2 separate regions of the Homo sapiens genome follow, and region 2 is linked to region 1. A link is a loop called in an ENCODE intact Hi-C map of the cell type or tissue named here. Cell type or tissue: IMR-90. All regions are shown on one strand. Links, peaks and the distances in the headings refer to the core of each region. The heading gives the core; the rest is flanking DNA.

Evidence for each region. Hi-C counts contacts between places; a loop is a spot of excess contacts. Peaks named below come from ENCODE experiments on the same cell type or tissue, not always from the same donor. Only the 100,000 strongest peaks of a DNase experiment are listed, where the experiment ranks them.
Region 2: a loop joins it to region 1, with 4 times the contacts of the local background. A loop is called at or near these places in 2 of 110 quality-filtered maps.

Annotation. Positions count from the first base shown.
Region 1 is chr4:139,563,795-139,566,712 of GRCh38, forward strand. No RefSeq gene overlaps it. Among named protein-coding and RNA genes, the nearest start is that of SETD7, 9.0 kb to the left of the region's middle. In IMR-90, for the core only: no CTCF peak of the experiment used is centred there; no DNase peak of the experiment used is centred there.
Region 2 is chr4:139,207,026-139,209,943 of GRCh38, forward strand. All of the region lies in intron 1 of LOC105379412 (a long non-coding RNA gene), which reads left to right. Among named protein-coding and RNA genes, the nearest start is that of ELF2, 31 kb to the left of the region's middle. In IMR-90, for the core only: no CTCF peak of the experiment used is centred there; a DNase peak (open chromatin) is centred at 1,506; H3K27ac peaks cover 134 bases.

The DNA.
Region 1 (2,918 bases), core at 217-2,716:
CTGAAATGTGGCCAAATGAGGCTCAAATCAAGGCCCATTGGGTCTTCAGCCATACTTCACACTTCATGCAGAGTGACAAGACTCCTCAGAGGGTGGGCATCGGAGGGCAGGGGTGAAGCAACAAGAGATGGCATTTAGAGACAGTCTGCTGTTTCCCAGGAGACTGAGTCACATCATTTCATTTCATCCTGAAAATGACCTTACAGAATATGATCTCCATTTATAGATGAGGAAACCCGAGACTGTGAGTTCAAATAACTTGTCTGGAGTCACATAAGTAGTGAGAGTGGGATTGGAACCACAGCTGTGCAAACCATGAAAAGGCACAGATAGAGGAAATGGAAGTAACAGGACAGTTTTGGAGAAATAATTCTAGATTATTGAGTAAAGGAAAAGTTCTTAAAGAAGCTCTACATCAGTTTTATGGTGCCATACAAGATGGACTTATGGAGTGTGTTAATCTGTTCTCACATTGCTGTAAAGAAATACCTGAGACCAGGTAATTTAGAAAGAAAAGAGATTTAATTGGATCATGGCTCTGCAGGCTACACAGTAAGAATGATGGCATCTGCTCAGCTTCTGGGGAGGCCTCAGCAAACTTACAATCATGGCAGAAGGTGAAGGGGGAGCAGGCAGTCACATGGACAGAGCAGGAGCAAGAGAGAGAGGCAGAAGGTGCTACACACTTAAACGACCACATCTCTTGAAAACTCACTCACTATCATGAGGACAGCACCAGAATGATGGTGCTAAACCATTCATGAGAAATCCACCCCCATGATCCAACCACCTCCCACCAGGCCCCACCTCCAATATGGGGGATTACATTTCAACATGAGATTTGGGAGGGGACAACATCCAAACTGCATCACAGGGGAAATGACAAAATCACAAAAGCGTATACATGGCTGGCCTCTAGTGGCAGAGGAGAGCTTTGGTCTTGTCTCTGGGGGTATGCTTTTGTGAAGGTGTCCCAAGTGACCCCCATCCCTTATTTGAGATGATATACTTCTTGGGTTCAAGTTGTTCAGTTTGTTTTTCTGGTTCTGGTGGCTGAGTGGAGGGCAGAGATTCTCTCTGCAGCAGATGTGCCATCCTTTACAGTGCCTAGCATGCTGCTGGACGTACAGGTGTCCAGGAGGTTTGGCAAGCATATTGCCAGGAAAAACTTCTACCATTGAGGGCCCAGTGCAAACAAGCTCACTATGAGCAGGCTGGCTGGCCATGGATAAGGAGGACCATCTTAGGAGCAAGTTACAGCTGACAGATGACTTTTGAGCTGTGGAAATGGAAGACAGAAAAATGCTTTTTGAAGAACTTCATTAATTTTTATTTACTTATTTATTTTTGAGATGGAGTTTGCTTGTTGCCCGGGCTGGAGTGCAATGGCACGGTCTCAGCTCAGTGCAACGTCCACCTCCTGGGTTCAAGCGATTCTCCTGCCTCAGCCTCCCAAGTAGCTGGGATTACAGGTGCCCAATACCATGCCTGGCTATTTTTTTTTGTATTTTTAGTAGAAATGGGGTTTCACGTGTTGGCCAGGCTGGTCTCGAACTCCTGAACTTAGGTGACCCACCCGCTCGGCCTCCCAAAGTGCTGGAATTACAGGCGTGAGCCACCGAGCCCAGCCGAACTTCATTAATTTTTTAAAAATCCAGTCTTAATCTATAATTTTAAATCACCATTTACTTTATTAATTTTAGAAGAAAAACATTCATTGGAGAGATATTAAATAGAATATCAAAAAGAAAATGTAAAAATCACTCAAAATCCTAACAACCAACAGTAACTACGATAAACAATCTGGTATATGCCCTTTCAGACACTTTATAAAAATGTATAAGCATAGCCAGGTGTGGTGGCTCACGCCTGTAATCCCAGCACTTTGGGAGGCTGAGGCAGGCTGATCACAAGGTCAGGAGTTCGAGACCAGCCTGGGCAACATGGTGAAACGCTGTCTCTACTAAAAATACAAAAATTAGCTGGGCATGGTGGTGTGCACCTGTAGTCCCAGCTACTTGGGAGGCTGAGGCAGAAGAATCGCTTGAACCCAGGAGGCAGAGATTGCAGTGAGCTGAGATTGTGCCACTGCACTCCAGCCTGGGTGACACAGCGAGACTCTGTCTCAAAAAAATATCTATACATATATATACGTATATACATACATATATATGCATAGATTAAATGTGTCCTCTTAGTAGCTGGGACTACAGGCGTGCACCACTACACCTGGCTAATTTTTTAATTTTTTTATATAGATGGGGTTTCACCATGTTGCCCAGGCTGGCCTTGAAATTCTGAGCCCAAGCCATCCACCCACCTCAGCCTCCCAAAGTGCTAGGATTACAGGCATGAGCCACTGCACCCAGCCACAGTTTTTTTGTTGTTTGTTTGTTTGTTTTTTAGACAGAGTCTCGTTCTATAGCCCAGGCTGGAGTGCAGTGGCGTGATCTCAGCTCACTGCAACCTCTGCCTCCCGGGTTCAAGCAATTCTCTGCCTCAGCCTCCCAAGTAGCTGGGATTATAGGTGCCCACCACCACGCCCGGCTAATTTTTGTATATTTTTAGTAGAGACGGGGTTTCACCATCTTGGCCAGGCTGGTCTTGAACTCCTGACCTCGTGATTCACCCACTTTGGCCTCCCAAAGTGTTGGGATTACAGGTGTAAGCCACCGTTTTTTTATAGTGTCATTCAAGATGAACTTGTAGGCCAGGAGTGGTAGCTCACGCCTATAATACTAGCACTTTGGGAGGACGAGATGGGTGGATAACTTGAACCCAGGAGTTTGAGGCCAGCCTGGGCAACATGGCGAAATCCTGTCTCTACTTAAAAGAAAAAAAAAATGAACTCGTAGGCAGTGTTCTTAAAATTAATAATAAAATTGTAAACATTCGTAATCTAGAAATTATTTAATGTG
Region 2 (2,918 bases), core at 263-2,762, 360 kb before region 1:
CCAATATCTTTTAAATTCCTAATATTTCTGATTTAGTGACTGTCAACAGTCTTTTATAGGTCAACAAAACCAAGTTTGCTTGCTTTCTCCTGAAACAGGGTATACTACCTATCTTGTTACACCAATGTTGAAATTTTTTAAAGTTGTTCTGACAAGAGAATGCTTGTTTAAATTTGTACCATGTCTTTTTGATGACACTCCCATTGCCTCCTCTCTTTATTTGCTGCAGTGGTGGAGGGGAACAGAGGAAAACATATTTCCTTCTAACCGGACTATAACTGGGTGGGAAGGGGTAAAAATGCTAGTTCAGAAGCATGTGGGGCAGAGACACTCATAAAATAGAGAACGGAAGTGCTGTCAAGGACACACTGTGAATGGCCACTCAGAGTTCCTTCCTCAGCATGCCTTTGACTTCACTTCTGTCCTCCATGACCCAAACTCAAATGGACAAAGCAGACTCCCAGAACTGACAATCCGCACTGTGAGAAGTGAAGGTAAATTAGTCATCACTTTACAGGTTTCAGTTTGTAAAGTGTCCTTGACACTTGACCAAATTTAACTATGTTGTCAACAGTGGAACCAAGGTGTCTTGGTTATGTCTTATACCCAAAAAGTGGTAATTCCTATAGATAATGTCAACCTAAATATATAAACAGAGAGAGGCTCTCTAAAAGAAAATATTTATTCAGGAATAGGACATTGCAGTGGGAATATGCATGCCATAGTAAACAATATGCATATTCATGGAAAGTAAAGTGTATTAGGGTTCTCCAGACGGGCAGAACCAATAGGATATATGTATGTAAAAACAGGAGTTTATTAGGGAGAATTGGCTCACACAATTAAAAGGCAAAGTCCCACAATAGGCCACAATAGGCCCTCTGTAAGCTGGGGAAAGAGAAAAGCTGGTAATGTGGCTCAGTCCAAGTCTGAAAGCCTCAAAACTAGGGAAGCCAAGAGTGCAGCTCTCAGGCTGAGGCCAAAGGCCCAAGAGCCCCTGAACGCCACTGGTGCAAGTCCCAGAGTCTAAAGGCGAAGATCCTGGAGTCTGATGTCCAAAGGCAGGAGGAAAGGAAGCAAGTATCTGGCATGCGAAAGGAGAATGAGAGAGAGAGAGAGAGAGAGAGAGCTCAGCAAGCTGAACATCCCTTCTCCCGCCTGCTTTGCTCTAGCCGCGCTGGCAGCAGATTGGATGGTGCCCACCCACATTGAGGGTGGGTGGGTGGGTGTGCATCACCCTCTCACAGTCCACTGACTCACATGTCAATCTCCTCTGAAAACACCCTTCAGAAATAATGCTTCACCAGCCATCTAGGCATCTCTCAATCCAGTCAAGTTGACACCTAATATTAACCATCACATAAAGAAAGACAAAGGTTTTTAAAGAAAACATGAGAAGGATTACATAATTGTTTTGAGATAATTATCCTTGGCTACAAAGATCAATAACAAGGGTGACGTCAATCCAAGGTTGGACAGGCAGTTGCTGAGCAGATGTCCTCACAGAACATCTGCATGATGGCCTTTGTGCAAGATTGTGGTTTTTGCAGAGTCTTTTGTAATAGTTTCTGTCATCCAGCATTTATTCATGAGAAAACACTTCCTTCACGGCCTTCCCTAGCGCTATTTGTCAGGGTTTGGTTTTTTGGGTTTTTTTTTTGTTTTTTTTTTTTTTTTTGGTTGTTGTTGTTTTCTTTCTTTCTTTTAACAAAAGTGACTCCATTTTGATTCTGACAGTTTTCACAATAGGATTCTCATGGTTAAGAGATAAGTTTGCTTTCTTTTTTTTTTTTTTTAACAGAGTCTCACTTTGTCACACAGTAGCATGATCAGGGCTCACTGCAGCTTTGCTTCCACCTTCTGGGCTCAAGCAATCCTCCATCCTCAACCTCCCAAGTAGCTGGGACTACAGGGGTGCACCATCATACTTGGTTTTTTTTTTTTTTTTTTTTTTTTTTGGTAGAGACAAGGTCCCACTATGTTGCCCAGGCTTGTCTTGAACTACTGTCCTCAAGCAATCTTCCTGCTTCATCCTCCAAAAGTGTCGGGAGCTCTACCACTGTGAAAGTAGTTAAGTATAGTACATAATGGTTAACATCATTTTAGCAATCTTAAAGTGTATATTTTGGTAAAAGCCACAATTTCATAAGAAAGCAGTCAGGCATAGTGGCTCACACCTGTAAATCCAGCACTTTGGGAGGCTGAGGCAGGAAGATCACTTGAGCCCAGTAGTTCAAGACCAGCCTGGGCAACACAGTGAGACTCTCTCTCTACAAAAAAATTTTTAAAAAATTAGCCAGGCACAGTGGCTCAAGCTTGTGGTCCCAGCTACCTGGGAGGCTGAGGTGGAAGGATTATTTGAGCCCAAGAGATCAAGGTTGCAGTGAGCCATGATCCCATCATTGCCCTCCAGCCTGGGGAACAGAGCAAGACCCAGTCTCAAAAAATAAAATAAAATAAATATAAATGTAAATAATTTAAATGTTTTAAATTGTGGTAAAAAAAAAAGATAATATAAAATTTACCATCCTAACCACTTTAAGTGTTAATCAGTTCAGTAGGGCTAAGTAGGTTCACACTGTTGTACAACAGATATTCAGAACTTATTTAACTTACGAAACTGAAACTCTATACCCATTAAACAGTAACTCCCCATTCCCTCCTCCCCCCAGCCTCTGGCAGCCACCCTCTACTTTCTGCGTCTATGAATTTTACTACTCTATATACCTCATATAAGTGGAATCATACACCAATTGTCTTTTTGTAACTGGCTTATTTTTCCTAGCATAGTGTCCTCAAGACTTATCCATGTTGTAACATGTGACATAATTTTCTCCCTTTTGAAGGCTGAATAATATTCCATTGTATATATATATACCACATTTTATTTATCCATTCATCCATTAATGCACATTGGG